2 separate regions of the Homo sapiens genome follow, and region 2 is linked to region 1. A link is a loop called in an ENCODE intact Hi-C map of the cell type or tissue named here. Cell type or tissue: heart right ventricle. All regions are shown on one strand. Each heading gives the region's core, and the rest is flanking DNA. Links, peaks and the distances in the headings are about the cores only. Region 1 overlaps PRDM11 (PR/SET domain 11). Region 2 overlaps SYT13 (synaptotagmin 13).

The links. A loop is a pair of places that touch in the nucleus more often than their neighbours do. Peaks named below come from ENCODE experiments on the same cell type or tissue, not always from the same donor. Only the 100,000 strongest peaks of a DNase experiment are listed, where the experiment ranks them.
Region 2: it touches region 1 in a loop (2.8-fold over the local background); 3 of 110 quality-filtered maps call a loop at or near these places.

What each region holds. Positions count from the first base shown.
Region 1 is chr11:45,202,532-45,218,906 of GRCh38, forward strand. It overlaps PRDM11 (PR/SET domain 11), which reads left to right. Exons shown (of 8, transcript NM_001384648.1): 5 at 2,180-2,247. Among named protein-coding and RNA genes, the nearest start is that of PRDM11, 64 kb to the left of the region's middle. RefSeq lists enhancers at 6,869-7,616, 7,617-8,364, 8,365-9,111, 9,689-10,551, 10,552-11,413. In heart right ventricle, for the core only: no CTCF peak of the experiment used is centred there; a DNase peak (open chromatin) is centred at 7,500; H3K4me3 peaks cover 1,185 bases; H3K27ac peaks cover 1,909 bases.
Region 2 is chr11:45,266,668-45,283,042 of GRCh38, forward strand. All of the region lies in intron 1 of SYT13 (synaptotagmin 13), which reads right to left. Among named protein-coding and RNA genes, the nearest start is that of SYT13, 11 kb to the right of the region's middle. RefSeq lists an enhancer at 258-758. In heart right ventricle, for the core only: no CTCF peak of the experiment used is centred there; no DNase peak of the experiment used is centred there; H3K27me3 peaks cover 773 bases.

The DNA.
Region 1 (16,375 bases), core at 5,015-10,014:
GATATGTTCACTTGGGTGCCATTTCTGTAAACTTTACACACATGCAAACAGTCCTGTATGTTGCTCTTTGAAAAGTCCTTGTGTCATAAAAATGGGAAGGCTTCCCACCATCTCTAGGATGGTGGTTACTCTTGGAGGGAGGAAAGGAAAGAGAAGAAGTTGGAGGCAGAGAGGGTCTTCCACTGCATCTCAGCATTTTCTTGAAGCAAAAGGAGAGAGAGGCCTGAGACAAATATAACTCGTGTTAATTTTTCTTGGCTTTAGCTGATGGGCACAGGGTTGTCAGCTGCATTCTTCTTTATAATTTCTGAATGCTTGAAATATTTCATGATTATTGTTATTTTTAAGGGTAGATAAAAGAGGCTCTAGGCTCACCCTCAGGGCATCAAGGCTGCAGAAAAGTGAAAAGGAAGTGAGAGGCCCAGGGTAAGTTCGGGGGCAGGCCTGTAGGGTATGAAGGCTGTGGCCATAAATATGAGTTTTATTGTAAGTGCAGTGGATGCCATTTTGAGCTGGTGCGGGACATGATCTGATTTACATTGATAAAGGGCTTCTCTGCTGCTTTGAAGAGAACGATGGAGGCTTATGAATGGCACTAGGTTAGGTAGGAGTCTAGGCATGGTGACTATCCATCTGTTTCCCATCTCCCAGGAGTTCTCCCAGGCTCTGCTTCACCAAGTCTTCAGGGGACCAACCCTGATCTAGCTCATGTGTCAAAACTTATCAAGTTGTACCTTATATGTCAATGATGCCTCAATAAAGCTGTTAGAAAGGAAAAAGAAGGAACATGTCACTATGAAACAGAAAGAGGCAGGATGTATAAAAGGGTGGACCTGAAAAAAAAACTAATTAAAAATTCTGGGAATGAAAAATATTCATCAAAATAAAGGTACTCATTAAAAAAAAAAACAAAGAAAGTTGGAAAAACCTCAGTAGATGGGAGAAACCCCGGATTAGACACAGCCAAAGAGATAATTAGTGGACTGGAAGAGAGCTCTGAGATATTTTTCCAGAGAGTGCCCAGAATAATAAAGAGAAAAATATGGAAGAGTAGTTAAAAGACATGAAGGATATATTGAGCTACTCCCATAATTTTTTTTTTTTTTTGAGATGGAGTCTTGCTGTGTCACCCAGGCTGGAGTGCAGTGGTGCCATCTTGACTCACTGCAAGCTCCGCCTCCCGGGTTCACACCATTCTCCTGCCTCAGCCTCCCAAGTAGCTGGGACTACAGGTGCCCGCCACCACACCCAGCTAATTTTTTTTGCCATACGTGTTTAACAGAAATTGTACTGAAAGAGAATGGAGAAAATGGCCGAGAAGCTGTATTCAAAAGCCTAATGACTGAGAATTTTCCAGAATTGAAAAGGATATGAGTCTTGGAGTTGAAAGGTGTTCATCAAGTAGTAAGGAGAATTTCAGGAAAGTAAATCTTCACTTCAAAACCACATAGCAAAACTGCAGAAAATCAAGAGTAAAAGGAAAGTCTTAAAATTTACCACAGACAGATTATCCACAAAAGAACAACATTAGACTGACAGCTGTTGCTTTTGCGCCGATGGCAGTCTTTTTAGCAGTCTTCAGAGTGCTGAAAGAAAATAAAACTTAGCCTAGAATTTCATACCCAGCTGAACTCTGATTAAAGAGTGATGATGAAATGAAAGAGAAACCAGCCAGCTTCAAACCCTGAGGCTCTTGAACATTTAGAGGTTGGGGAGAGGAGGAACCCTCTCAAATCACATATATTCAGTCATCCAGCAGTGGCCTCTGTCTCCCACAGAAACTGTAAGGAGAGAAGGATTGGTTTAGCCTTTGTAGTTGCAGTGCGAGGCCAGTGGAAAAGCCCCTTGTCAGCCATGTTGCTGAGTATTCCATCAAGACAGAGGAGGGAGATGGTCCCATCTGCTTCCCATCTTCCAGGAATTCAAAACACCTCTGAAGGGCTTTGTGTGTCTAGGAGAATAGGATCTCCAGTGTCTCTAGAAGAATGGGAATGGGTGGAGGGCAGGTAGCAGAGATTCTGAACCCAGCCTGCATTTCAGTTCTGTAGCAGTGGTGACATTTCAGGGGGAGGGGGAGGGAGCAGGTGGGACCAGGCCCTGGGCCCTGGTTGGGAAGGAGCCCAGGGACATGAGAACCCCTCTAGAATGGCCCATCCTAGACTCTTTCTCTTTCTTCCAGATTGTGGACAAGAACAACCGCTATAAGTCCATAGATGGCTCAGACGAGACCAAAGCCAACTGGATGAGGTGAGCCCTGCTCTGCTGATGTCCCGGGGGTCTTGCCTGGCCTCTGGAAAGGAGCCAAGGGAGTGTGTTGGACCTGTGGGAGCTCCAGTGGTGGAGACTTCTGGAGGCTGCCGTTTGCAGGGTTTGGATGCATCTAGCTCTGAAGGACCCACCTTTTCCCCTAGGCCTCCATCAGGGGGCTCTAGAGGACGGCGTGTGGTCAGGCCGTTGGGATGCAGGGACCGCTCGGGCTGCTCACTTGCCAGTGTGTCTGGAGGTCCTGGGCCCCAGGCTCCTGGCAGCATTCCTAGGGAGGAGGAGGAGACTGTCCCCCACCTAGGACTGTGACACCTCAGAGCAGGCTCCTGCAGGGGTGGTGTGAGAATCGTCCCAGTGCAGCCCCAGCAGTTGTTTAAACAGCCTCCATGGAAGAAAGGGCTCTGACAAAGTCTTCAGCTCAGTTTTTGACAGTGTTGCTGCCTATGTTTGAGTACTTTGAAGTGTCAACTTTACCCTGTTCCGGTGTTTGGGACAGAATTTTGCACCAGAAGTTTTCTTAAATGCCAACCAGAGGAGGCAGGAGACTGGCCCCAGGCAGGGTCACCCAGGGATGGCTGAGCTGAGCCCAGAACCATGGGTCCAGCGTGATGCTGATGGTCTGTGCCATGTGCGAGGGACTCTGCCTGGTGGGGTTTGTGGACAGGGGTGGGAGATCTGACATGCCTTGTTGCCTGCTTGGTGGCCTCTCTCTGGGACCTAGGAGCACTGGCTGGAGATTTGGATCTGGGTGGGAGGGGAAGGAAGCCTCAGATGTCTGGAGTCAGGGGCACAGCCACACCATGGGCCTGGGGCCCTCTGCCGGCATTTGCACAGTTTTCTGACCCATGAGGCCTTGAGGCTGATGGTGGGATTGTACTTGGAGAGAGGGCAACTTCCTAAAAAGGAGTGTGCTGTCTTAAACTCGGAGACTTTCTAAGCAAATGAGGAGAAGCAGGTTTGAGGCGTAGAGTATGTGATGAGGGCTCCTGTGTCCTTCCCAGTGGCTCCACTGCCCACCTATACTCCTATCAGAGAGTGGCTGAGCAGCAGTTCACACCTCCCAGATTACTTTAGCGTTCGCCCTCTTATGGGTTAGGGAAGGTGTTCTCATTGCCGTTTGATGGGTGCAGAACAGAGGCTCCAGAGACCAGCGGGCCCCCTGCCTTGCAGTGTGGAGAATAGCACCGACTGCCCCCAACCTCCTTGGACACAGCTGATCCGACACTGCCCTGAAAGTGGCCCCAGGGAGGTGGCTTGACACCCTGACTGCCTTCTCTTCTCACTGCCACGGGGTCCAGGTCAGCTGAGCACTTACAGTTCATCACCTGTGTACTGAGCACCTAGTTTGAGTCAGACTGTGAAATGGGTACCAGGGTGGATCACCCAGCCCTGCCCCACCACACCCCATGCCCCACCCCCGCTGGCCCTTCCCGGGCTCACACCTCCTACCACAGAGGTGACTTTCCAGTGTAGTTTTTGCACCGAGGCACAATGTGCTGCAGAGGCCCAGATGAAAGAGGAGGGGTTCGTTGACATGGGCCTTCAAAGGGGCCAGGATTGTGTCTGGGGACACTGGGTTGTGGTGTCTAGTCAGGCTGTTGGGCGGCTGCTCAGTTTGGACCCCAAGCCTGTGCTGCTGTGCTGCCTGCCCTGTGGCTGCAGCCTGGCTCCAGGCAAGCAGGGGAGACCGTGCGTGTGTCCACTTGGGAATCAGGCTTTCTGTGCTATTGCTTTTAAGGCGCCGGGAGCTTTGCCCATAGAACCGAATCTGTTCCACTCTTTCACCCATCTCTGATCTTTCCCCCTGGGGACAAGGCCTTCTCAAAACCCCAAAAAAGGGGAGCTATCATCCAAACTAACTTATCTATCCTCTGGCACCCCGCAGATTGTGACTTAATTGGGCTGGGGATTGGCCTTGGGCCTTGGTATTTTTAAAGCTAGTGATTCTGATGTGCCACTAGCATTGAGAACCACTGCTCTGTACAGATCTTCATGCCACAGTGGTCAAGCTGAGAGCAGGGCAAGGTCTTGCTTAAGAGCATACAGTCAGGGTAGCAGAATCAGGATTTGAACTCCTGGCTCTGTAATCCTAGGTCGGTGTTCTTCCTGCTTGTGCACAAGGGACCAGGTGAAGCGTGGCTTCCTGGGCCTGGATGGGCACTGGTGAGCAGGGGTTTGGGGGTTTCTGCTACTGCCACCTTGCTAGCATGGTTTCTGTCCTGTTCTGCTCCCAGCCTGTCCTGATTCAAGATGGCATCTGGGTAGTCACAGCTGGTGGGCTCTCATCTTATGACCACTCAAAGAGCAGGTTTGGGTTAGGGATGCAGTTTGTTGCCACGGAGACGCCCCTCCTGTTGCTGTTGGAGTGACGGGAAAGCTGTTAATCCTGGGAATCCTCCTTTCCCTTCATGTCCAGCTTCCGTGGTGTGGCTCTTTCTGACTTGCAGATGCTCTCCTTTGCACTGTCATGGCACCGCTTGGGGATGATTGAATGGACTCTGTTAGTTTCTTAACAAAATTAATGGTGGGCCAGGAGGCGAATGGGCACTGTCGTGTTGAGCTTATCTTTATGACAGCCCCATCTAGGTGATCTGTCTGTGGTGGTTCTCAACCGAGCACTATTTTGTGCCCCTGGGGGCATTTGGCAAGGCCTGGAGACATGTTTGATGGTTGGATGCTATCAGATAGAAGCCAAGGATGTTGATAAAATCCTGCATTACACAGGACACCCCTTCCCCCCAACGAAAAATTTTCTAGCCCCAACTGCCAATAGTGGCAAGATTGAGACACCCACATTAAGTCCTCCTGATAGCCCTGGACAGTGACACTAGAATTGTCACCCTAGTTTTATGGAGAAGGAGACTGGGTTCACACGAGTCCCATGGCTTGGCCCAAGGAGACTCAGTCTCTAGTTCCAGGTCTAGTCCCATATTCCTGCCACCATCTTGGACTGGGTAATGAGGCCCCCAGCCTTCTTCCCATCTTCTGGGCCCTGGTGTTTTGGGTGCTTGAGTAGGAAGGTGAGGGCTGAAGGATGTTGGTGCCGCCGGCCTTCCCCTCTTGGTTTCAGAAGGAAACCAAGGAGTGAATGCGCTCTGAGCTTTCCTCCATACCCTCATGTCCTCTCTTGGGTGGATTTTTTCACCTTTTATCACTAGTTAAAAGGGTGACAGAGCCACGATGTGGAGAAATCAAGTTCCAAAGCCAGAGCAGGAGCCAAGTGGGATGGAAGGGCCATGCTGTGCCCCTTGCCCAGGGCCTCTGGCTGCTCAGTTGAGAGGGAATCCCAGGTCCCCCTGGTGTCCACCAAAGTGGAACTTGACTCCCTCAGGACAGTCGTGGGCTTCTCAAATTCTACCAAAAAGTCACAGCAGCCCACCCCCGAAGAAAGCACTCCCATGGGAAGGAAACCTGTTTGCCTGCACATATGCAAAGGTGGGGGCTTGGAGAACTGACCGGGACGGGGAAGGGGAAGAGAGCCACTAGGCAGAATAAGCTTTCTGTGGCCACACCCTAATCATGGCATTGTCACTGCTACACCCAACGGTAGCCAGTGTAAATAGTTTCCCTGGTTACGTATTCTTCCGAGCCATTCATTCAGCTGTAGGGCTGTAGGTAAATATCGCTTTATAGAGGCAATGGGCTAATCCTAATTTCAATAAGATCCTTTACTGCTATCTTTAAGAGATTTTAAGCCCCTTACATCATGATGTGTTTCCCTCCTTAGTAATAAACCCGAAGAGTTGTGGTTGTTATTCTGGACAGGGAGAATAAGGTGTGAAAGGTTGAACATGAACTGCCCTAGCTCTCACCGCTAGTAAGAGCTAAAGCAGGCCCTGAAACCAAGGCCTTCGACTCTGAGTTCAGTGCTCCCTCCCATGTAACGCCGTCTCTTCTTTCCACCCTCCCCTCCGAGGAGTAGTGGAAGGGACCTCTCAGTAGGAGGAGGGTGTGGTGGGGGCCAGGTTGCCCCAGGTGCCTCCTGGCTCCCCAGCTGGGGGCCAGCAATTAGGAAGGAGAACCACCTGCATTGACGGTCATTTACCCAATTGTGCTTTGTGGGATATTCAACCCAAGGAATGTGGCACACCTGGCTGAGCGTAAGAGGAAGCCCAAGTTCTCCAAGGAGGAGCTGGACATTCTTGTCACAGAGGTGACCCACCATGAAGCAGTGCTCTTTGGGAGGGAGACCATGCGGCTGTCCCATGCTGACAGGGACAAGATTTGGGAAGGCATAGCCCGGAAAATCACCTCCGTCAGCCAGGTGCCCCGCTCCGTCAAGGACATTAAGCACAGATGGGATGACATGAAACGGAGGACCAAGGACAAGCTGGCCTTCATGCAGCAGTCCCTGTCGGGCCCTGGGGCCGGGGGCCGGGCCCCCACCATCGTGCTCACGGCCCACGAGAGGGCCATCAAGTCGGCGCTGCTCACGGCCCGTGCAGGGCGCGGCTTCCCCAGGGCGGAACTGGATGGCACCGACAGCCCTTCGACCAGCTGTGAGTATCACCAGTCCCCCCCGCCACCCAGCCGGCTGCCTGCCCCCCAGCTTACAGTCCACAGTCTCCCACCGACTTTCCCTCTGGTTCTCTCCTGTCCCTCTCTGTCCAGCCCACTCTTTCCATCCTCCCCTCCTTCTCCCACTCTTCTCCTCTCCATCCCTTTTTGCATTCATTCTCGAATATTTACTGAGCATCTCCGTGCCAGAGCCGTGCTAGGAGCTGGGAAGACAGCTGTGTGTAAACCCCACGCAGGCCCTGCTCTTGGGGAGACCCTGGACTCCTAGGAATAAACCAACGTTAAATAATTGCACGAGTAAACTGGAAACGAAGGGATGGAGGACACAGGAGTCCAGGAGGTCCCGAGAGCAGGGCTGACTTCATGAGCATGCAACCTGAACAGTCACAGGGGCCGCGGGGTTTCAGGCTCTGCTGTCGCCATCTGGACATTCTTCATAGTTTTTGAGCCAGGGGCCCCACGTTTTCATTTTGCATTTGACCCTGCAGGTTATGTAGCAGCTCTGTCTGAGAGTTAAGGAGTGGGTAAAACTGGCTCCACTGGGGACTGGGGAGGGCTCCCTGAAGAAGTCCAGCGGACTAGGATGTGAAGAGTAAGAGTTAACCAGGCCAGGCAGCAGCGTGGGGCGCGGAGAAGGGGAGGGGAGGCGCGCAGGCAGAGAACAGCATGTACGAGGCCCCGCATCAGGAAGGCGCTTGGCACGTTCCAGGAACAGTGAGAAGCCAGGAAAGCCCAAGTGTAGCAGCGCGGGGGAGGGGGCTGGAGACGAGGCGGCCAAGCTGTGAAGGCCCGGGCCGGGCCATGGAAAGATCAGTTCCTTTCTGTGTCTGGTCCTGACTGCTTTGTTCCTCTATTATTACTCCCCTGCCTGAGCCACGCTGCCTGCCCCCACTTTTCTGTGTGCTGCCTCTCAGCTCCCTCTCCATCCTCCTGGCTGCTCCGCCACCCGCTCCCCACCCCTCTTCTCCCTCTGTACTTGTCCCTGCCTTTCCTCTCTACTTCCTGTGTCTCACATGCACTTTGAAGCCAGGGCCCCAGCGGCCGAGGCGGGTGTCCCTTGGGGCTGGAGTTCTAGTTGGGGCTCAGCAGAAGGGGGAGCACTAAAGGCCTCCGCAGGGACTGCAACCCTTCCTTTCCACTTCTGCACATCTCCCCCGTGCCCCGCCAGCTGCAGTCCCCACTAGAGGCCGTCTGCCTGACCGGCTCGTGAGTGGTGGGAGCCAGGCAGGAGGGGCCCCAGGGAAGCAGCCGTGGCTCAGCCCATGGGAAGGTGCTTTGCAAAGACTCACTTGCACCTTCCCTTCCCGGGCCCCCTGCCATTGTGATCCACTTGCTTCCTGTTTGGCTGGGGCTCCTGACAGGTGGCAGTTCACAGAGTCAGATGTTTAGGACTGGAAAAGAACATGGAGACCATTTAGTTCAACTTCCTTGCAATGCAGAAAGTAAGCTCTGAAAACCAAGGTGGCCCTGAGCTCAATTCAGAAGCAGGACTTGAACCCGGGTCTGCTGGCTTCCTGTGAATCAGTGTTTTCCTAAGTCTTAAGAGGATTCCACCCCGTGATAAGAAAAAATGGGGGGGTCAGCATCCAGTAAAGCCTGTTCCCTGCATCCTGCTCCGCTCACCCCTCCATCTCCCTGAGACTGAATGTAATGAGGCCACCAAAGGTAACCTGGGCTGGCAGGGAGCCCGAGTGTGCCATCAGGCAGAGCCCGCTCACCCCCATGGCAGGCTCACAGCCCTCCTTTTCCTGGCAGTGGCCAGCTGCGGCAGCACTCGGCCAGGGGCTTGGCAGAACGGGGACCTGGGAGGGAAGGAGCAGCATCACCTCGCCGGGTCTCACTCCTTCCAACACTGGCCATGCTAGACAGGTCTCTGGGATCTCAGGGGATGGCTGCTGTCCCACCAAACACTGCCAAGAGACACAGGACTCTTACCAAGCTGGCCCAAGTGAGCCCCCAGGACCCCTGGGAGGCATGAGGTAACTGTAAGATAAACCTGTCTGTCCTCCCCATCACCTTCCTGGGGGGTGGTTCTGAGTTGAGTCCGCAGATCCAGGCAGGGAGGGCTTGCCTGTCAGTAGGGTCAGCCCATACATCATTTAATCCTGCCACAGGGATCAGCCCATACCCTTGGTCACCAGAAAGCAGGACCCACATGTGCAGAGGCTGGGCCCCCTCCCTGTGTCCGGCTGCAAGGAGCAGTCTGTCCGATGGCCCCTGTGGATGGGAGCACGATGTGACTGAACTGGAAGCCTGCCTTGGGGGACAGGGGGACAGCAGGGCTGGTTGCAGAGGTGGCTCTCCTGCTCTGCACTGTCCTGCCAGTTTCTTCAGCCTGTCAGCATGTGCTGCAGTGATTTAAAGATGCAGATTCCATATTAGTAGTCTTTTATCCCTCACCCCCTTCCCACTCTTCCCCCCAAGTCCGCAAAGTCCGTTGTATCAATCTTATGCCTTTGTGTCATATGGCACAGTGTATACTGCTTGGGTCATGGGTGCACCAAAATCTCACAAGTCACCACTGAAGAACTTCCTCATGTAACCAAACACCACCTGTACCCCAATAACTTATGGAAAAAAAAGTGTGCAGATTCCAGCAAGGCCACAGGATGGCCCCAAGCAATGCAGACGTGGCCTCAGAAAGTCTGGTGCTCAGAGGGCCAAGAGCGTCTTAGTACCTTTAGGCAGGTGCCGCTCCTTCAGCGTTACAGAGCACCTTCATGTTTGTCATCTTGTTTATGACTCTTCTTAACAACCCAATTAGGTAGCCAAGCGGTTCGATGTGTAGACAGGGCAGTCGTTATCATTGCAGAAAGTGAGGTGCAGAGAGATGAACTGACTGCTGAGGTCAGGAGCTGCTGGGTTGGCACGCAGCCGGTGGGCCACGGTCTCCAAGTCCCCTGGCCTGGGCTCTTCCCCACTAGAATAGAGCTGTTCCGTTGAGAGGAAGAGGAACTTCCCCCCAGGGATGCTGGGCCCACGCACCTCAGGGATTTGGGGAACGTGGATTTCTCTATGGGCGGGGGCCAAACTAGACCGCAGGGTGGCAGGGCAGGGGGATACTCAGGTGTTTTTCAGGGGCAGGGCCAACCCCTGGGCCTCCCTCCTTCTCCCTTTTGTAACCACTTTTCCATCTTTGTTTCTGTCCCCCAAGATGATGAAGATGAGGAGGCGCCTGGGCCCTCAAGGCAGCCTCTTCGGGTGCCTCTGCAGCGGTCTCCGGAGGAAGAGGCCCACCTGGCCAGGCCCGCCCTGCTCCGTTCATCCTCCTCCTCAGACCAGTCTGAGACGGTGGGCCCCAAGCCAGAGGCCCTGCCCCATCCCTCGCCCCAGGCCCAGGCTGCCTGCAGGACCCCTCGGCCGCACCCCAGCCCACCCACCACGGGCCTTGACTGGCAGCTCCTCCACGTCCATGCCCAGCAGACCGAGGTGTTCCGGCAGTTCTGCCAGGAGCTGGTGACCGTGCACCGGGACATGGCCAACAGCATGCACGTCATCGGCCAGGCCATGGCCGAGCTGACCAGCCGTGTCGGTCAGATGTGCCAGACGCTGACAGAGATCCGGGATGGGGTTCAGGCATCTCAGCGGGGGCCAGAAGGGGCAGACCCTACGGGCTCCACTCCCCAGGCCACCCAGGCCCAAGCCCCCCTGCCAGAGCCCCCACCAGCTTCCCCAGCATCAGCCCCCACACGGACTACCAGGTCTCGGAAGAGAAAGCACAATTTCTAACCCAGCTAGTCTGCACTAGGAGGAAGAGTCATGGAGGAGGGATGTCTGGCCTCACAACAGGGGCCAGTCTTTCGTGTCCAGGAACAGGATCGATGACCCTTGTAGGACACTGGGGGCGCTGTTACCTCCTCACCGAGCGCAGGTCGCTGCCCTGTGGTCTAACAGAGCATGTATTCAGACCCGCACCCTCATCTTTGGCGGATGCTGAAGATGCAAGAAAAGCCACCTGCTTGATGCTTGCTTGGCCTGGAGATCGTTCTCCTCTTGGTCTGTGTCCCGTGGTGGCAGGCCTTGCAGGGAGGGGGGCGCAACAGTGGGGAGCATCCGAATGGAGTCCCACTTTCCAACCTTGGGGCTGCTGCATCGGCCTCCCACATGTGACCTCCCAGGCCCTGATGCTGCTTCTTTTGAAGGGGGTGAGGCCTGATGGGCAGGTCAAGTCGGTCCTTCAGGGAGGGGTCTACCCTCCCTTGCCCGGGGGTGGTGCCCGCCTTGGCCCTCCGCTTGCCCTTGTGCGCGTGCTCAGCTGCTGTGCTTGCCTTTTTTGGAGTGGGGAGAAGAATGGGATGACGTCGGAGGAAGGAAAAGACTGTCTTGCATTCATAGAGAGCACTTTATGCTTTTCCTCGCCCTTGCAGAGTCTGGGTGGTCTCAGTGGGGGCTCAGGACAGTCAGCTCAAGACAGCCAAGTCAGGTATTATTATGATCATTTTTATCATCATCATCTGTATAAGACAAATGACACAGCCAGTTAGTGAGAGGGCCAGGACTGGAAGCCAGGGTATCGGTTTTCCCAGCTCCCCTGTCAGAGGCCAGATCTGGAGTAGTGGGAAGAGGAGGCAGGGGGCAGGTCTTGCCCCTTGCCAGGCCTCTGCCCCTTGCCAGGCCTCTGCCCCCTGTATCTCTGCTTCTGCCTCAGCTGTCCTGGGTGAGGTGGGAGGCACCTAGCATTTAGCAGGTGATTCTCCCACCCTGCCCTGGCTCTATGGCTCATAGCCAGTGGCTTGGAGAGGCAGGGCCAGATCTCAGGAGTGGAGGGCAACCTCTTCCCTGGCTTCTAAAAGAATCCAGAGCCCAGTGGGGCTCATGTCCCATTCCAGGTTCCAGCATGCCTTGCCTCTGCTTGCTCGGGCTGCCTACGCACTAGCTACATACACCTCTAGCTTCATGTTTCATGTTGGAGTGTGGGGAGAAAACTGGGTTCTTAGCATTAGAGAGGGAAGTGGCAGGTGGCAGATACAAGCTTAGCTCTGACCTGGGTGCACCTCAGCTCTGTGTCCTTTTTTTTCCCTGACCTGAAGCTGACCCCAGCAGAAGTCCCCCAGCCAACCCCTCCACCCAACAACCCCCCACCCTCCCATCCTGCCCCCAGCCATAGTGGGAGCTGGGAGGATTGCAGCATCTAGTGCCTTCCAAGGCTGTTCCTGGAGCGCTGCTTGTAAACCCAAGCCAAGCTTTGTCCCACGTAGGGAGAATGGAAGGTGACTGCAATGTCCCTGTGCCTTTGGCTCCATCTCCCCATTCTGTGGTTCTTTGGGGGTTCCTGCTTCCCTCAAACTGAACACTCTCCTGTCCAACAGCCTGATGGCTTAATTATTGCCTGGAATTGCCCGGCCTCCGATGCTGGAATCAAAGATTGCCTTCCGAAGTATTTTTGTTAAGATGGCAATAAAAAGAAATCAATCTCACTCTTTGAACACACCCAGTGTCCAGGATCTTTCTTTGGTGTGTATTCTCTTTCTTCGTTTCCTGTGAAAACCTCGAGGACCCCAAAGCAGGGGTTAGATGTTTAAGGAAAAGCAGGTTGGTGAGAAGGGCTCAAGTGCCCCTTGATTTCCCTGATTCTATAAACTGCCAGATTCCCTGTATCCAGCACCATGCCAGGCCCTCGGAGGAAAGGAAGGGCATGCATGCACGAAACCACTCAGTTATATTTCATTTCTCTGCTCAAAAGTGAGGTGTTGCTAAGTCAATTTTACCTTTTGTTCCCTAAAAGTAAGCGAGAAGTTCTGGAAAAACAATCACCGTTTCGGACAGGAGGCTTTAGAAGGGTCAGGGGCTGTCCATGTGCCAGTGCACTTTAGGGGCCACCTGGAGGCATGACCCTCCCCACCAATCCAGGTGTCTGTGTGTCTGGCACTGGCAAGGCTCTGCCCACCTAGATCTGAGGCTTCTCAAAGTAACCAAAGCTGCCTCCTCTGCCAAGAGGAAGCCTCCTCACCTGTGCATTGCCCTGGCTTAATACCAGTCTCAGAGAGCTTCTCTCAGGCAGGAAATCCCCTAGTCTTGCCCACAGATCCCCTTTCTAGAAGGTTCTAACTTGCCATCCTCCACAGTTCTTGGCCAAAAAGCATGGCCATAGAAATGGAGGACTACCCAATTTCCGAGAGATGCAAAGATGTCGTGAAACCATTCCCAGGGCCTTCTCTCCCAAGGTCAATGTATGAAGCAGTGACTGGCTGGCTGCTCTCTCTCTTCCTGGGGAGGGAAGGAGCCAAATTGGAAGCTGTAAAACTGAAATGGAAGTCAGAGCAAAAGGGACAGTGAGGACTTGTCAACTTGGGATGGAAAAGATTTTCAGTTTCTGTTTCTTGGCTTCAGTGGGGATTGTTGGGCTAGCACATTAAAACAGGAAGAGGAAACTTGGGTGAGAGACAGAAATGAATTGGAAGAGGGAGGCCTCTAGCCATGACCAGGTGACCATCTGGTGGGTGGATGTGTGACCCAAAGCCCCTCCTAGCCCGGAGACCTATGCATGTGAGAACACAGAGCCCAGCCTCTTCTCAGTCGGTCTTTTCCTAGTTCTGCCTCCTTAACTGGGGCAGCTTCCTTTGTATTGAAGATACCCACTATGCAATAGTGTCTGAGCCTGGCCTAGTCAATTCCCTCCAGCAAAATGGATGCCCTGTGTTATGTTTTCTTTGCGTTAGAAACAATAGTCATGTGCTGACCCAGCTAGAAAATATGATGCACTTGATAAGACACAGTGGGTGAGGTCTGAGAATTGTTGTCTTAGTACTTACCTATCCAGTCCCCAAGGTCAGCTGGGAGGTTGGAATAAAAACAATCCAGGATCATCATGACAGGTTTAGTCCAGAGCTCTCCACCGCCATCAGCAGCACCACCACCTTCCCCTTGATTGCTCCAAAGGTCCCAAATTCTGTGGGTTGGAGTTGAAATGCCTCAATAAGCACTAGCATTTGCAGAACAGTCTCAGCCAGGCATTCTCTGTGCCTTCTCTCAAGAGGTAGTGACCTGGTAACTCTTCAAACCTCCTTGCAAAGAGCTGCTCAGCCACAGTGGATAGATTTTGCCCCTCCTGGTAGCCTTCCACTCCTTGGGGAGGGCTTCTGATTTCTGCAGCCATGTAATGAATGGAACAGGCACAGTTCTTCATAAAGGGGTTGTTGTGAATGGGGACAGAAGGGTTCTGGGGGGTGGTCGAGCCAGCAGGTGTTAAGGCAAAACACTTAAAAGCAGGAGATCTAATCAGAGGTAACAGGTCTGGGGACCTAGCTGGCTTCATTTAGCTTTACCTCTTAAATGGTATAACATAAACATCTTGTCAGGGGAATGGGTTGTGATTCACCAAGAGTTGCCATATACATTGTATTTCAAATGCTAAGTTTCAGAACAACAAATACAACAAAATCTGAATAAGCATTGATCTGCCTTTGAAAATACTTTGTGATTTATACAACGCCTTGAGGTTAGCTTTCCAAATATTGATTCTTGATGGATAGAAAAAGACCAGAAGATGGAAAGTTAAATTGACTTGAGTCTTTCTAAACCTTTTGACACACCCTAGAAGTTGCTCTTTTGAATAAATAAATCCCAGATAGGAATGTATTTCTCATCTAGCTTTTTCTCTTGATGTCAAGTGTCAGAGAAATAATTCTAGCTTTTAGAGGTTGGTGGTTGTTTAGAAACTGGAAGAAAAAAAGGAGAAGACAGTATTCTCCAATCATAGTGCTATGATTCAAGTGAGTCTTGTGAGAAAAAAGACGAATGAATGGTTTCCCTTTTGTATCTGGGAGCAGGAAAGTTTGGAACAACTTCTATTCTGTGCTAACCGCAAGGTTGATTATTTTTGGATGTCAAATCCTAGACTCTCACTAAATTGGGGACTGGAAATATTTTGCATATTCAGAAGAAATCTCAGCTATGGAGAAAAGACTGACTCACAGTTGTAGAATTGAGATTGGGAATTATTAATTTGGAGTGACTTCTCTCACTCCAAATTAAAGGAAAAGGGGCTCTTTTCCTTTCTCTTAAGTCCTTTGTTAATAACATCCTGGCTGGGTGCGTGGAAATCACCCTGTGGTCTTCACTACTCAGGGATAGCGATGCTTATATCCGATGTGATAAGAACACCGATGTGTTGGGGCTAACAGAGAACACAGACCTAGGACAAGATGCAAATTCTGGCGGATCTAAGCACCGTAAATCTTGCAAGTTCTACACCTCCATGGTGGAGCCTGTGGCTTGCTTCTCTCAAAAGGTTGAAGCAGCCAAAGCCAGCATTTGCTCTCCCATCTGCCTTGGTCTTACTCCTTCTGAGGTCTTGCAGCATCCTGTTGCCAGAATGGATTGTTCCCTGGACTCCAGTGATCCTCCTTGGAAGGCAACAGCCTCCTCCCAGGCTCTCCAGATGAGCAAGGCAGGATATAGATGAGGGGCAGCTGGTGCCATCCCTGGGACCTCTAGAATGTAGATTCTCCATGCTGCTAGCTGCCACCACTGTCACCTCATACTGGAATTGGCATTCGTATATTTCTTTTCTTTATATGTGTGTCAGGAGTGAGGTGCGTGACAGTAATAGTTGCTTATTGAGGGAAACTTTGAAAGTATGCAAAATTACAAAGATGATCCACCTGTAAGGGGTTGTCACTGTTAAAACATTGGTATATTTCCTTCAAGTCGTTTACTGGGGCTTGTTTTTAAAGCATTATTGGAACCATAGTCTACTTCCAGTCCTATTGTTCTCACACTATCTTATTTCAACACCATTTTTCCATGTCATAAAAGATTCTTTGAAAACATTTTTCTATAGATGAATAGCATTCCATTATATAAATGTAACATCATTTACGAAATCTTATCTAGTATTAGACATTTAAATGTTTTGCCTTTGTACTGCTATACACAATGATACAAGTCAGCATATTGGTATGCCGGGTTTGCATACTTCATCCATAACTTATGTTTCTTGAGCCATATTGCCAAATTGTTTCCTAAAGGGTTGCACCTGTTAATTCTGCATCATCAGTACAGGAGACACCTTTCTTACCACCTTTACCAATAGAGATATTATCATCTTTTAGAAATCTGTGCCAATGAGACAATGTACTACGCTGTGTTTCTGTTATTAGTGATGCTGAATACTTTTCATTTGTTTATTATCCATCTGAATTCTTCTGTGAATTTTTGTTTCCCCTGGACTTTTCCAGATATAATTCATTGGGCTACACCAATCAGACAGACTTTGATTTTTGTCCCTTGTTTTTGAGACAAACCATAACATAAAGAAGTTTATTTTTTACTACAAATTTCCTAGGTGCTTGTGTAGCTCAGAACCCTAAAACGTCAACTAATTTCCTCTTGCCCTCTGATCTGTACACCTTCACTCCTCGGCAGGTGTTCCCTCATCCCACCTTTTGGAGGTGGGTAGGGTGGTGGGCTGGATGTCGCACATGTTGTTTCAGTGAGAATGGGCGAGGGCCATAGATTCTGAGGGTTTGACAGAACTTTAAAGGTTTTCTGGGCATTGCCGAGTTGGTGCTTTACATGCCCACATAGGAGCCATGAGTTACAGTGGGAAACGTGCATAGGACTCAAAGCTCCATCTCCCATTTATTAGCTG
Region 2 (16,375 bases), core at 5,540-10,539, 65 kb after region 1:
CTCGCTATCCTTTGAAGATAGCTTAGAAGTTTATCAAAATTTCACTTCCAACTGCAGAGAAAATTTTCCTGGAGAAAATGTGGGGCACAGCTCTTAACCAGTCCAAAGGTTTGATCTGTGCCCATTCCTTCTGTAGAGGAAGGCACACCCAACCAATTGTGTCCTAGCAGATACTGACAACTAACTGAACCTTCATGGCTAGCCAGTCACTTATTAACAGACTTGTATTCATCAAGGAAGGCCAACTGCTAAACCTCAAGGCTGAACACAATAAAAGTTGATTTCTCACAGTCTGAAAAGGGCCGTTTATTTTCAAACTTAGGGTCCCAGCCTCTTCCACCTTGTGGCCTTGTTTACCTGTGCCCTGCACTGTTCAAACATAAACTTCTTAAATCCTCATAATAACCTTATAGGAAGTACAAATATTGTCAACTTCATTTTACAGACGAGGACACTGAGTCCGTAGAGTTCAGTTCTGTGCCAAAAGTCTTGGCCCGCTAGGGGGCGGTAGAGGGTGCATTCAGACCCAGGCTGACTCGCCCCAGAATCCCCTGCGGAACCACCAGGCCCTGCTGCCTTCCCGCCACTTCAGCCACCGCCTCCCATTTCTAGTGAGCCTTGACCATTCCTCCACGTTTCTGTGCCCCTAAGGCGGATGCCCAGGACGCTGCCTGGTCCCACCACCCACTATGCTGCCCCTTCATGCCCATCAGTCAGGGAAACGGGACTGTCAGCGCCAATTCCCACACTTTGACGTGCATCAGCTTCATTTGGGGAGTGCACAGTTCAGATTCCCAGGCCCCCCAGAGGTTTGACTTGGTGGGTTCTAGGTGGAGCCTAAGGACGCCTTGCTTGGGAACACCCTGATTTGGGGGAGCCCCAAACATCCAGGTAGGGTAGAGGTAGACACCCCCTCTCTCATGTTAAGCTGCTCACAGGCACGGCCTCCTGTCTCAGAGTCCGCTCAGCTCCCCCCGGCAACACTGATTTGCCTGCTAGGCCTCCATCTCCTAGGAAGCTGCCAGCACCAGGGTCCTCTACGTCTTGCCTGCTTGAAGAATTGTGAAGCCATGTGCCCTTAGGCAAATCCACAGTTATTTCTGGGAGTGGGAGAGAGGTGACACAGTTCACTCTGCAAAGGGGAAATCCACCTTGAAGAGGAGGCTTGGCTTCCAGTCCAGGCGGCGCAGTGTTTCCATGGCGACATTACCCTTGTACCATCTTTTGTTATCCCTTCCAACACCTCCTCTCCTGTTTGTTCCGAGTCTGTGCCCCCAATCCTTTCTCAAATCCGCCTCCCTCGTAGCTCACCTCCTCCTATTCTCCTTTTCCCTTGTGATTATTTTGAAATCTAAAAAAGCCCATTTGTGGTTGGCCCAGGGCACTCACTGCCTCCAGCCGGTACTTGATGTGACCGACTTGGAGATTTGTTGGTGGGTAAGCCCTGCTGGCAGCTGCCCCTCCCAACCCGGCCAGGATGAGACACAACAGGAATACCAGCCAGCCCTAACGCAAACGTTTTATCTGCTGTTTGTCATTCAACAATGATTAAACCTCTCAACAATGGCCAACTGCCCGAACAACACTGTCTGATCACTGTCCTTATGGAGTGGACATTTCCAGTGGGGTAGACAGCAAGAAGCCAGGGGACCCAAAAAGCTATTTCCCTTAGGAATAAGTGCTGTCGAGACCGGGACAGATGGTAATGAGGTCGGTTGAGTGGTGGGGGGTGGGGGTGGGGCGCAGGAGTTGTTTCTACTAAGAATTTGAGGGTCAGGGAAAAGTCCCTGAGCTAAAATTTGAAGAAAAAGAAAACCCATCATATGCAGCTTTACCATGTATCAGATACAAGTCTGAGCATTTTACCCATTCGGTTTCATTTAAACTTCACAGCCTCATGAGGAGGCATTACTGTCATCCCCACTTAGAGGAAGAAACTGAGGCACAGAAGGGTTAAGTCTGAAGTCACATGGTTAATAAGATGCAGAACTGGGAATTGAACCCAGGCACATGACTGTGGAGCCCACAGGCTTTCCAGCTTGGCCCCATCCTTCCCTTCCTGGGAAGACACAATGGTCTGTTGTCATTCCCAGGTCTTGAGTAGATATAAGGAGAAGCCAGTGGGGCTGGAGGAAGGATGTCCCATCTCTACCCTCCTAGCCTAGCCATTCACTCATTCACTCCATCAATCATCATTCAACATTAAGAGCCTTTTATGGGATAAAAGGCATGGCCAACACTGATTGCTACCCCGACGCACAGTCTGTATGTGTGCTGGTTGCAGGGAGTGGGGAGGAGGGGGATTATTAGAGTAATAACTATGATGGAGAACAGTAAAACACCAGGCAGAGTCTGTAGAAGCAAACCAAGCTTTACCTGGAGAAGGGGAGGGTGGTAGGAGAAGGAAGGGAAGAAGGGAGAGCTGCAGGAGGTTTCATAGAGACGCTGACTTTGGGTTGGGCACCCTGAAGTCTGACAGGTAGAGAAATTGGAGAGGGGCATTCCGCCAAGATGGCAGAAGGAAAGTTTGCACTGTGTCCAGAGTACAGTCAGTCCGCAGGTGCAATACAGCTAAAACCCAATGAGAGGAGGAGGGTGAATGTTGCTGCAATCCCAACATTTCTGGCGGAAACTAAATTTTAAAACAATTATTAAAAAAACAAACAAAAAAACAAAACAAACAAACAAACAAACAAAAAACTCCGTGGGACTGGAAACCCCAAGATGGCAAGATCCTACCTAGAGATTTCCTTCTTGTAGGTGGCCCCTGCATTATTTCAGCAGTCACATCACAAAGCCCTTTGGCCACCACCTCTGTAAACTTCATATGTAACAGATGCTCTGCAATGCACAACACAAACTTTATTGTATTTAATCTTCACGCAACTATAGATAAGTGCCTAATATTTTCTCTATTCTATATACCCTAATATTAACAAATAAAAAATAACCTAATTATTTTTACTACAGAGGAGGAAACTGAGGCTCAGAGAGATTGAAACATATCCAAGCTCACATAGCTAATATATGAAAACATTGGGCTTTGAACCTTTGTCCACCCCAAAGCTAGTGCTACTAACCTGTATACTATACTGTCTGTGGTTTCTTGGGGTTGTGTCTCTGGATAACAACTACACAGTTGAAAATGGAAAAGTTTGAATCATTGTTTTTGCTTTTCTGGCAGGTGTCACATCATTAGATGTCAAAACATTCTTTGTGTGGGAAATGTGTTTCATTTGTGCCCTGAACAAAGGCAATGTCAAGACCATGTTGTAATCTCATCAACACTCATAAACTGATGTATTTTAAAAGGTCAGTAATCTGGACTTGAACACAGCCTTTTCACTCCAGCCACCCTACCCTTATTTTCCCATCTCCAGTGGCCACAACAAGGCTGTCAGCAATGTGTTTCACCTCAGAGCATGGTCTCTGTGACTCCCAAAATTTGAGTTTGCTTTCCAAAATTTCCACTTCTGCCCCCTCTCCTGTCCCACTGTACTGGTTTACTAGGGGCTCACATTTTTCCTGTTAAACTGAGTCTGTGTATAGAAGCATCTCAGCTCTGCATAATTGAAAACTTCTGTCAGATAGGAACACAATTGTTTAATATTGGTTCATTTGAATCCTTTAGACTTTTTTTTCTTAGTTTCTAATTTGTGTTTCTAATTTAATGTTCTTTTCCCAAGACAGTCACTTTTGTATTAAAGGCTGAAAAGTTTGTTTTTATGTCAGTTTCCTTGGCATTGAAATTAGGGTGTTCTTTCAGAGAAGCTATAGGATTACATGATTCTATGGTGTTCAGGCAATTGATGAAACCATTAACTAGGCCAACTGCTATAACCATTATTGTGCCAATATATTATAAATAATAAAGTACAAAAATTTGAGTTTGTACCCATTTAAAAATTGATTAACATATATTCAAGGTTATCCTTATAATAAGACCTCTTTCACACTTTTGCATTTTGATAAGCTTTTCTTCATGGAAGAGAAAGGAGGTAAATCTACAAAACCATCAAACCCATGTGACTATCACCCATTAGAGGTGATGCAGTGTAGAAAAAAAGTGCAGGGAACCACTAATCTAAGACATCCATCCACTTATATGCAGCACTTGAAAAGCACATCAATCTCTAACCTGGAAGTTGAAAAAACAGCCGAGATATAAAGTGCAATTTCAAAACCAAGACAGAGGCTGTTTTAACTAGATTCTCCTTATATATTGGTTTTAAGTCAAACCGCTCCACATTATATTGCTGTCAAACAGAAATCAGAACATACTTGTTGCCTGCCAATCACCTGTTCACCCACCCTACATACCATGGGAGACACAGGAGTAAGTCCCCACCCTCAGAGAGTTTACCATCCCATGGTAGAGATGAGATATTCCATAAAGGGGAGATACTAGGTGCTTATGCTACAATTCTCCTACCCTGTGCTCAAGGCAGATTCAGCTAATTGATCGAAGCATTCTTTCCTGCTGAGCTCAGACACAGGGTGTTTGTTCAGCTTAGGGCTCCAGGAAGCTACTATCCATTAATAGGAATTGATATGGAAGATGAAAGACATTTGCTATTTCTGATTCAAACTTATGAAAAGATAGATAAAAATAGAAGACAGTCTTAAAAAGCCAAATACCTGGACTGTAGGCTACATAAGACCTAAGGAGGAACTCTTCATTGTTGATGTGATCAGAGAAGGCTTCCTGGACGAGGGGCTTCAATGCAGCATTCAAGGATGATTAACAATGAGAGAGAGAGAGAGGCATCTCAAATTGGGAGGACAGCAGCAGTGTGCATCCAGAGGGGAGCATGCTTAGGACATGGTGAGTCAGCTGGAGAGGAAGGCTGGGGTTGGAGAAATGGAGTTGGAAAGGAATGGTGAGGCTAGGTCATAAAGGGCCTTGAATGCCAAGCAAAAAAATCTTGAATTCTATCTTATAAACAATGGAGAAACGTTGACAGTTTGTGAGTAGGAGAATGACATGAGCAAAACAGTGTTTTCAGTAAATGAAACCAGCAGGTTCATACAGGAGGGATGGACGGATGTGGAGGAAACTAGGTGAGAAAACCAACCTGGAGACACAGAGACACAGTGAGGGTAACCCAGGTTGGGGGAACCATGTGCTGGGGAAAGGGAGGAATCCAAGAGTGAGAGCTGCCTCAAGAAAAATACACTTCAACTATAACTTCTCAGGCTTCCCTTTCCAAAAAAGACACCTGCACATGTATGTTTATTGCAGCACTGTTCACAATAGCAAAGACTTGGAATCAACCCAAGTGCCCATGAATGGTAGACTGAATAAAGAATATGTGGCACATATACAGCATGGAATACTATGCAGCCATAAAAAAGGAATGAGATCATGTCCTTTGCAGGGACGTGGATGAAGCTGGGAACCATCATTCTCAGCAAACTAACACAAGAACAGAAAACCAAGCACTGCATGTTCTCACCCATAAGTGGAAGTTGAACAATGAGAACACATGGACACAGGGAGGGGAACATCACACACCAGGGTCTGTCAGGGGTGGGGTGGTTGGGGAGGGATAGCATTAGGAGAAATATCTAATATAGGTGATGAGTTGATGGGTGCAGCAAACCACTGTGGCATGTGTATACCTATGTAACAAACCTGCATGTCCTGCGCATGTATCCCAGAAATTAAAGTATAACAAGAAAGAAAGAAAGAAAGAAAAAAGCAGAACCCCTGTGTGTCACTGGATGTCTGCAGTCTCTGCCATGTTTGGGCGACAAAGTGATTCTTCTGTGTGAATTTCATGACTAGTCAGGAAGCAGATTTCAAGGGATGGCCATTAAGGTGCTGCTTCTAACATTCTTCCACCAGCTGACATTTTGGCAGATTCAAAGCCAGTCAGTATCATCCATAGATCTAGCTGTTCCTTCTTTTAAATGAGATGCAAACCTAATAGATTTCCTTCTGTGTTACATGGGCTGACAATCAAACAGTCTACAAAATGTCCCAAAATATGATTTGATCATGGAAGGTCAGTGATATCAGAGTACCTGGCTCCAAATTACTATAAATGAGAACTATTTTTCCTCAGCTCACTCCAGGCTTTTTGAAATGAGAATAACAGCCCCAGAGCTTCCTACCTGCAGGTGTGTCTGTTTGGCAAGCAGATATTAAAGGCTTCAAGACGCACAAAGCATCAGGCTAGATGCTGAATCAAATGGGAAAACGAAAGTGGCTTCTGAACAATAGAACCTTGTGCAAATAGAGGGTGTTATCACTGTTGGTCCTGAGTTTTGCCAATTTCATTGGCACACTTCCTCTGACTCACAGACTCTTCCTTTATTATTATTAATCATTAGGGTTGGTAATAATAGCTAACATGGTTTGAGTATGCTATCAATAAGGGTTTTTGCAGGAAGAGATGGCACATTATAACTGGGTAATTGAGGAGAGTTTCATAAAGCAGGTATTTACAAATGTATGGAGGGTTAAGGAAAGCAACAAGGAATGGCGAGTATGTAGGGACTGGGAGAGCTGGGCACTCTTACCATCCCTAGGCCTGAAGGGGCAAGAAGCAGGAGAGGTCACTGGAAACAGGACAGGGTGCCGAAGGGAGACAGTGGCCTGACAGGATCTGAGCCTTTCAGCTGAGGATGTAGCCAGCCCCCAGGCACCTAGCAGGGAGGGAGCAGGGGTGATGAAGGCCCCTCACACTCCTCTTGTCCTCAGATCTCCTTTGGGCCAACTCCACCTGATGCCAAAAGGCAGAGGAGTTGGTCAATGCAGCTGATAGGTGGGGGCCTTCTGGGGCCAGGGTGTGGAGGGGGAGAAAATGGGGATAGGCTTGGAGCAGGGGGTGGGGAAGAAGTAGGTTTGGGGTTGACGGGGGAGCATTTAGGGGGTTCTGGAGGCACAAGGAGATGACTTCTAGCACTTACTACATTCTGTGTATAACTGTGTGATGAACATCTCTCCCTCTAGAATATTAACGACATGAGGTCAGGGATGGGTTCTGCCTTGTCACTGCACTGTCCCGAGGACTAACTCAGTGCCTTGCACATAGCAGGTATGCAAGACATATTTATTGAATGAATAATCATCCTAGAAGTGGAATGTTCATGTTCCCCTTTTCATTCTAACAGACACGTTTCATTTATCACGTCTGGAATACTGTTAATGAATTTTTTCTTTCCCGCATGGTGAATAGACAAGTCATTGCTTTGGTAAAGGATAAATAAGAAAATAATTAACAGATTCTTAAAAATATCCTTTGATCAAAGGCAAGTGCTGAATCCGTTGGGTGCTTTCATACGTGTCATCTCATTCATTCTTCCATATAACCTTAGAGAACCTTGTAGAATCCCTGTTTCATGAATGAGCAAAGTGGGATTCAGAATGGCTGTGGTGATTTGGCTAGGAGATGGTGGAGTCTGAATTCAAATTCAGGTTTTTGAGTCTCATTTGATTCCCATTTTAGCTCAGCATCTTGATTATAAAAGTGAACATTTTCATTCTGAGTTAATTTTTTCTTTCGAGTAGTCTCAAAGATTGTTACCTAAAATTAACTCCAATGGGTACCCAAAAATCAAATGCAAGGCTACAATGTGGTGGGATTAGGCTAGGCACCTAACCTCACGTTCATTCCTTTCTGTTCTTTGTCTCTATGTGTTTTGTATGGAGGCTGTTTTGCAAAGGGTGATAGTCATGTTGCCACTTAAAGAATCTGCTCCATTTGTTAGTAAGTAAGAGACGAGATCATTAGATGATGCATTGCAAAGAATGTGCAAAGAAACCCTCCAAATCATGTGAATATTTTCTCCTCATGTCACATCACTGCCTTCACTGTATTCCTCTCTGATAGCTTCCCCTTTCCTCTATGTGAAGTGACTGTGCTGGAAATCAAAGTGTATTTTAAGATGCTCCGCGATATGCTCTGAGAAGCAGGGTGCAGGGGGCATTCAGAAATGCAGAATAAGCTTAAAGCTAACAGAAGATATTCTACACTTGCAGCTGTTTCAATCAACTCTTCCAGTTGCCTTACCAAACCGCTTTTACCCAACCTTATCTGCATCTTCAAACACCATCTTTTCCAAAACATCCTTCTTAATTCTATTTGAAAAGCAAAGTCTTTGCAATCCTGCCTCAATAAACCTACAGCCTTTACATCGTGCTGTTCTTACCAGAGAGTCCAACCTGTGTGGTTTATAATGCTCTTCCAAATAAAACATCTCCCTGGGTATTACCTCATTGGCCTTGCAGGTGAAGATTTAAAAAACTCTCTCTAACGTTAGCCAGATGAACAGAGACCTGAAAGGAGAGAAACCTGTAAAAAGTGAAGTTGCCACATGCTTCCTGCTGGTCTTGATTTCTTGATATATCACTAAAGGCAAGCATAGAGATCCTTCGGTGGACTCAGCACCCTCCCCTGCTTCTCTGTGCCTGTGGTTTTCATTTTGGCTACAAGCAGAGGTGGCAGCCCCACAGATCCCTACCTCCTCATTTGTCTACCCATCCATTCATCAATGTATTCAGTCATTCAACATGTCTCCTCACTTCTCTTTGCCATGTGCTAAGTCCTGCTCAACTTTCTGTGACAGAAAAAGCATGTCTTGGACTTAATGAGTGGAGGTGGGGATAGGGAGAGGAATCAATGAAATATGTCAAAATATTCTAGGGTCTATGCCAGATGGACTGACTCAATTTCGCAGAATTCTCACAGGACCCCTCTCTCCTTTACGCTTGTTTTCATTCATATTCATATATGCAACTCCCCCTCATTATTTGACTCTGATCTGTTCCTAAAAACATGGTGATTAGCAGATTTCAGAAAGCAGGCACTGGTACTCCATTATTTTAAGGGAAAAATTATAATGCATTCCAAGTCTACCCCAAAACCACAATCAACTTCCCCAAATATCATTGTAACATTCTTAAGCAGTGTGTAAAAATCTCCCAGGACTTTTCTATAACATAAGGCAATTACAGCACCCTTTATCTAATGAATTGGGACTTATTGAACTCCTCCTGAAGGTTCATTGTGTGGGCAGCAACTGGCCCTGGAGAGGGGCAAGGCTCCTCCAGGCATCACACTGGCCTGGTAAGGAAATATTGAAAGACCCTAAATACTGCCTCAATTAGATGGGGTTTGCAGGGCCTGGGTATTGGGGGGAATTTTAGTGGGACCCATGAGGGGCTAAAGCTTGGGGGAACAGAATGGGAAAGATGACAATAATAACATATTTGACAGACAGAGCAGCAGGTGCAAACTTGCTGGAAGAACAGGGCAGCCAGGACTACTGCACACACACTCCATTCCTCTCACGAGACTCATGAACAATGAAATGTTTTTACGGGTTGCCCATGTGGACTCATTTTAATAGTTGCTCAATACAGACAGCAAATGTTTGTTGAAAACTCGCCAGCTACTGTGGTTTTTGGATATATACCCAAAGGATTGTAAATCATTCTTCTATAAAGACACGTGTACATGTATGTTTATTGCAGCACTGTTCACAGTAGCAAAGACTTGGAACCAACCCAATGCTCAGCAATGATAGACTGAATAAAGAATATGTGGCACATATACACCATGGAATACTATGTAGCCATAAAAAAGGATGAGTTCATGTCCTTTGCAGGGATATGGATGAAGCTGGAAACTATCATTCTCAGCAAACTAACACAGGAACTGAAAACCAAACACCACATGTTCTCACTCATAAGTGAGAGTTGAACAATGAGAACACATGGACACAGAGAGAGGAACATTACACACCGGGACCTGTCAGTGGGTGGGGGACTAGGGGAGGGATAGCATTAGGAGAAATACCCAAGGTAGATGACAGGTTGATGAGTGCAGCAAACCATCATGGCACATGTATATCTATGTAACAAACCTGCACGTTCTGCACATGTATCCCAGAACTTATAATAAAAATTTTTTTAAAAAAACTTGCCAGCTACTGATGAATATTTTAAAAGTGAGAATTTGGGGTTTTTTTTTAGATATTAAAAGCTCAGAAAATACCGCAAAGAGATACTACTTTGCACCCAGTAGGATGACTTTTTAAAAAAAAAAAATAAATAAAATAAATAAAAATTAAAATACCAACTGCTAGCAAGGAGGTGGAGAAATGGGAACTGTCATACATTGCTGGTGGAGATTAAAATGGTGCAGTTGTTGTGGAAAGCAGTTTAGCGATTCCTCAAAATGTTAAATATAGAATTACCATATGACCCAGCAATCTCACTCCTAGGTATATACTTGAAAGAATTGAAAACAGTTACTCAAATATTTCTACAGGAATGTACTTAGCAGTACTATTCACAATGGCCAAAAGGTAGAACCAATCCAAATGTCCATCAATGGGTGAATGGATAAACAAAATGCCATGTACCCATACAACAGAATATTTTTCAGCCATAAAAAATAAAGTACTGATACATTCTATGATGTGGATGAACCTTGAAAACATGATGCTAAGTGAAAGAAGCCAGTCACAAAAGACCACATATCATATGATTTTATTTATATGCAGTGTCCAGAATAGGCAAATCCATAAAGACAAAAAACAGATTGGAGGAGGGCGGAATAGTGACTGTTTAATGGATGAGGGGTTTTCTTCTGAGGTGAGGAAAATGTTTTAGAACTAGGTGGAGGTAGTGGCTGCACAACAATGTGAATATACTAAATGGCATTGATCCTACACTTTAAAGTGATTAATGTCATGTGAATTTCACCTGAATAAAAAAAGCTTTGAAAATAATGGTAACCTTCACCTTATCAGTACGTAGCTCAATGCCCCTCCTGGAGACATTAATAAATGTTTGATTTATGAATGCATGAATAAATAAATCTGTCTATGGTCTACAATGCCCTGCTCATCCAGGCCCCTTCCTATTTCCCCAGCCTCATTGTTCACCAGGATCTCCCTTTCTCTCTACTCTTCAGCCACACTGGCTTTTCCCCAGGCCCTCGTAAATGTTAGGCTTCCTCCTGCCACAGGACCTTTGCACAGGCTCATTTCTCTGTGTGGAGCCCCCAACATCCTTCCCTTTTGCCCTGGTTAAGATCTTCTCCAACTCTAGCTCGCAGTTTGGCCATCACTCTTTAGGAAAGCTTTCATCTTGTAAGGTACTCTTGTAAAAGCTCTTCATCTTACACTTACAAAGCAACAGAACCTTCTGTTCAGGTTACCTACCACCAGCACACATTTTCATTTATTTGCCCTCTTCTTCTATAAACTCTGGTTTGCCCCATTATACCATAAGCTTTGTGAGAGCTGAAGATGGGTCACTGTGTCATTGGGAAGAGGGTAGTTACCACTGTATCCTCACTTCCTAGCACAGTACCTGGCACACAGTTATTCAATAAACACAACCAAGGAAGAAAGAGGGAGGAACCCACCTTTTTCACCTGTTTTCCTTTATAACTCTATTAGTTCCATTATTTCTTATCAAATTAGTTATAGGGGACCCTTTGTGTGCACGTGTGTTGATTCTGATACATACGTATAGAATCTCTTAGTTCTTAAAACTTGCTTCTATGAAGCTATTCTCCTCCATCCTCAGAGCAGATTTTCCCTTTGTTTCTTAGCAAGAAATAAGCCCTGGGAGTACTGAATACAGTAAGAAGAAGGTGGAAGCGGGAGGTGAACTGCTGCTGGTTATTGGGAGATTGTAGGTCAGTGTGGACAACAAAGGGACTGTCTCCACATATTCGGATTGCTCTCGTAGGTCTTTGATCCTGGAATGGTTGTGTCTTATTTTTTCTCCTCTTTGTCTTCTGGGTCTGATGCTTCCCTCTCCTGCTGGTCTCTTCTCTTCCTTCTGCCTTTGCTTGGGCCCCCTCTGGTTTGTCTTTCAGGTGTTTCCTTCGTCATGATCCAATGGCCTCTCTATCCCTCCTCCTGTGCCCCAGGTACCTCCTCACAACTTGACTAGTATCTGAAAATCTGGAAAGGATGCAGCACTGTTTTCTGCTAGAATTAACAAAAGGTGCTAGTGAATCATCAATTCCATGAAGAGAAGAGCCATGTATCTGAATTATCTACAAACTGTACCCAAAGAAGGAACTAGGGGAGGAAGGGAGATGGGACAGGTCAGACCTGTCACTGGAAAAAAGACTGAGGGACACAGGCTTAGGGGTCCACATGTGAGTGCTTTGAAGAGTATTTCCAGCGGGTATGTGCTCATCTCCCTGAAAGAATCTATGCTAATTTCTTGATGAAAAATTCATACTGTCTTCCACGTTGCTAAGCAACCAGCCCAAACATGTTTACTGTGTAAAATTTCTGTGGAGGGCCCTGGGCTGCACCCAATGCCTGAAGTGTGATGGCGGCAGCAAAGCAATCGAAAGCATTGGGAAAGGTTTCTGAAGTTGACCTACAAAGATGTGTATTTATAGACACTTTTATGCCATATCTGGGGAAACACAATGGCTCAAATAAAATTTTGACTACTTTTTTCTGCTAATCTTCAACCTAGTCGTCAAAAGTGTGGGCTCTGAAGCCAAATTTTGTAAATTTGATTCCCAGCTCTCCCACTGAATATGTTACTTAAGCTTTCTGTGTTTTACTTTTCTTCTGCAAAATGAAAAATAATAATTATGCATATTTCATAGGGCTATTGTGATAATTAAAATTAATATGGTTATGGCCATGTGCAGTGGATCACACCTGTAATTCTAGCACTTTAGGAGGACAAGTCAGGAGGATGGCCTGAGCCCAAGAGTGCAAGACCAGCCTGGGCAACATAGTGAGACCCTCTCTACAAAAAATAAATTTAAAAGAAATTAGCCAGGTACGGTGGCACATGACTGTATTCCCAGCTACTTGGGAGGCTGAGGTGGGAGGATCACTTGAGCTCAGAAGATCGAGGCAGCAGTGAGCCATGACCACGCCACTGCACTCCAGCCTGGGTGGCAAAGTGAGACTGTGTCTCAAAAAACATTTTAATATGGTTAAAATGCTTAGAACAGTGATTGGCACATATAAAGAACTTGATAAATGTTAGCTATTCTATCACTATTATTTATTACTGTATGGAAATACTTCATTGTGGTGGTGGTGGTTTATATGAATGGGTGAGTTCACCAGGCAAGAGATGAGCTAATAGTAAGCTAGAAAATGAGTCCTGTAAAAGTCTGAGAATCCATGGAGGTCAGACCTTACAGCCTTCCAGAGTTGAATCAGTTCCAGGAGTGGGGTTAGCAATTCATGGGGCGTCCTATCATCATTAAGGTACAGGGGAGACTTCAGGAGAAAAAACAACCTGCACTGGAGAAAATTCTACTTTAGGCTGAAGACGGAAGTAATATCCCCCACCCTGGGTTTCCCATGGCACCCTGTGCTTCCCTGATCATGGCAATTGCTTGTTTTATTGTCTGTCTCCCCATTTATCAAGAAAAGCATATGTCTGTCTTTCCATTGCCATATCCCAAGGCCTAGCATGTGCTCATTAATCTTTGATGAATGAACTATTTAACTAATGAAATGCAGCATCTGTCCATCCTCACTCTTACATGTGTGAATTAAAAGAAACAATCAGAGAAGGCGTTGCTCTAGAGGACTAAGGAAGAGGAGAAGAGGTAGGAGGCCTAATAGGACCACACTGATGGTCTTAACGTCCCAATCCCCAGGGGGAATCCTTTATGCAGCACACAGGAGGTGGCCATGGGAGAAACAGCAGAAAGCAAACAGGGCCGAAGAAGCAATTTATTAAAAAAAACACAAAAAGGAGGCTCATGTCTCTTGAATATGGCCCCAAAGTCCTCCTGGCAATAAAAAAATACTGGCCTGGTACTCAATTAATGTTCACAAACATGTCACAATATGACACTTTTTAATAAAAACCTTACTGACGTATAACTGCAGACAGAAAAGTACATAAATCATAAATGTAGAGCTGGATGCATCTTCACAAAGTAAACACACCTCTGTAACCAGCACCCACGTCAAGAGGCAGAGCATGAACAAAGCCCAGAAGCTCTCCTACCCGCTGCAGTCATTTCCTGTCCCCCAGGGTAACACCATAAATAAACTGTGCTGGCTTCAAATCCTGTGTCAGTGGAGCCCTAACAGTATGCACTCCTTTGTGTCTTCCCTCTCTTATTCAGTGTTAGGTTACAAGATAATGATTTAATTCAAAACACTGCCATGTGCTCAGCACCATACCAGACATTGTCAAGAATACAAGGAAAATGAAGGAAAAATTCTCTGATCTTAAGGAGAAGGCTCCACTACACATATATTGTTTGATAGAAATTCAGGCCATGAGGGCTGGCTCACGCCTGTAATCCTAGCATTTTGAGAGACCGAGATGGGCGGATCACCTGAGGTCAGGAGTTTGAGACCAGCCTGGCCAACATGGTGAAACCCCATCTCTACTAAAAATACAAAAGATTAGCCGGGCATGGTGGTAGGTGCCTGTAATCCCAGCTACTTGGAAGGCTGAGGCAAGAGAATTGCTTGAACCCAGGAGGCAGAGGTTGCAGTCAGCTGAGATTGCACCATTGCACTCCATTCTGGATGACAGAGCAAGACTCTGTCTCAAAAAAAAAAAGAAAGAAAGAAATTCAGCACTTATTTATATTATTTTGTAAAACCTTAGAACTAATCTACTAGAGTTCCACTGAAAGCCACTTCAGTGATCCCGACTCTGCTGGAAAGAGGATGGGATTGTAGAGTTTGATCACATGTGACAGTGGGTGGCTGGGGATATGGACAGAAGGGGCCTGGGGGCCAGACGCAGTGGCTCACACCTGTAACCCCAGCACTTTGGGAGGCCGAGGTGGGAAGATGACATGAGCTCAGGAATTTGAGACCAGCCTAGCCAACATGGCAAAGCCTCACCTCTACCAAAAATACAAAAAAATTGCTAGGCGTTGTGGTGCACACCTATAATCTCAGCTACTCAGGAGGCTGAGGCAGGAGAATCACTTGAGCCCAGGAGGTGGAGGTTGCAGTGAGCCGAGATCATGCCACTGTACTCCATCCTGGGCGACAGAGTGAGACTCTGCCTCAAAAAAAAAAAAAAAAAATTGGTGTGGGAACTCCTGCTGAGGGCCAAGCAATTTCAATAAAGCCTTTGGCCATGTGTTAGCTTCAAAGGTACAGCACTGGGGTCACCCAGGGGACCTCTCTGGCATTTGAAAAGACTCACTTAAGTGCACAGCAAGGTAAACACTGTGTTGGGAGAAAACTAGGCCATGAAAAAGAAGGCTTTCTGAAAACAGGAGGCGGGTGCCTGCCAAATGGTAGGGGTACAGGACTGAGCCGTGGGGCAAGGGGAAAAGAGCAGTTCTCCTTTCTTACTCCCAATTCTTTAGGTTGGGCGAAAGGAGGACTTTCTATGAAAGGTCCCAGAAGTGGGCTGAGTGGCAGCCTGTGCAGACAAGGGTGATGAGGAAATTCAGAGGCAGGAACCCATGGGTCTGGCCGCCGCTCACTAATAGATTCAGAAGTAATGGTGAAGGAGAAACCATCATTCTCGCTTTGCCTCCCTGGCTCTTTCTCCTTGCTCAAGCTGCCAGGTCACTGCCTAATAATCAAGCTTCTAGAGGTAGGCTGATGACAGAGAGGTCCCAGGTGACCTGCCAGGCCAGGAGTGGGCGGCGTAGTAAAACTGAATTCCTTGCATACCTGGAAGGGCTGCACATTAAGAGTGAGGCACTGTCTAAGAAGGCAGGATAAAGGGTCCAGAGTGTATATTTCAGAAAAGCAAAGAACTGTGACTTGAAAACAGCTGGAAGCATGAGAGGTAATGAATGGCCGAGGGCTGCCTAGGGACACTTCCTCTGAATTGTTGGAAAAAGCAGAAAATAAAAGACAAAGGGCTGCAAAGCACTGTCTAATAAAACCAAATTGTGAAGTAGCTATATGTTTGCTTCTTTATTAATTCATTAAATAACAGAGTCTAGCAGGAGATTTAATAAGTACCATAATTTAGAATGAGAGATGAGTGTAAATCTAATGTGAACCATCTGCAACAGCTGTAATGTGCTACCAAGCTATCTGTGATTTCCCTTGGGGACAAAGTCACAGGTATGGATGATACGCTATGGTTTTTGTTGCTATTCCTAATTACAGAAAATACTGCTTCAGTTAGAGGTAAGTGAAAATAATGATGTCATTTTTTTCCTATCCAAGACCACAAACCTTTTAATGCTATCTACAGACCCTTTGGTGGGAGGTTTGTGGACCCAGATTAAGAACCCCTGGGGGCAAAGCACAGTGGTTCATGCCTGTAACCCTAACAGTTTGAGAGGCTGAGGCAGGCAAATTGCTTGAACCCAGGAGTTTGAGACCAGCCTAGGCAACATGGTGAGCCTTGTCTCTACAAAACATAAAAAAAATTAGTCAGGCGTGGTGGCACGTGCCTGTATTCCCAGCTACATGG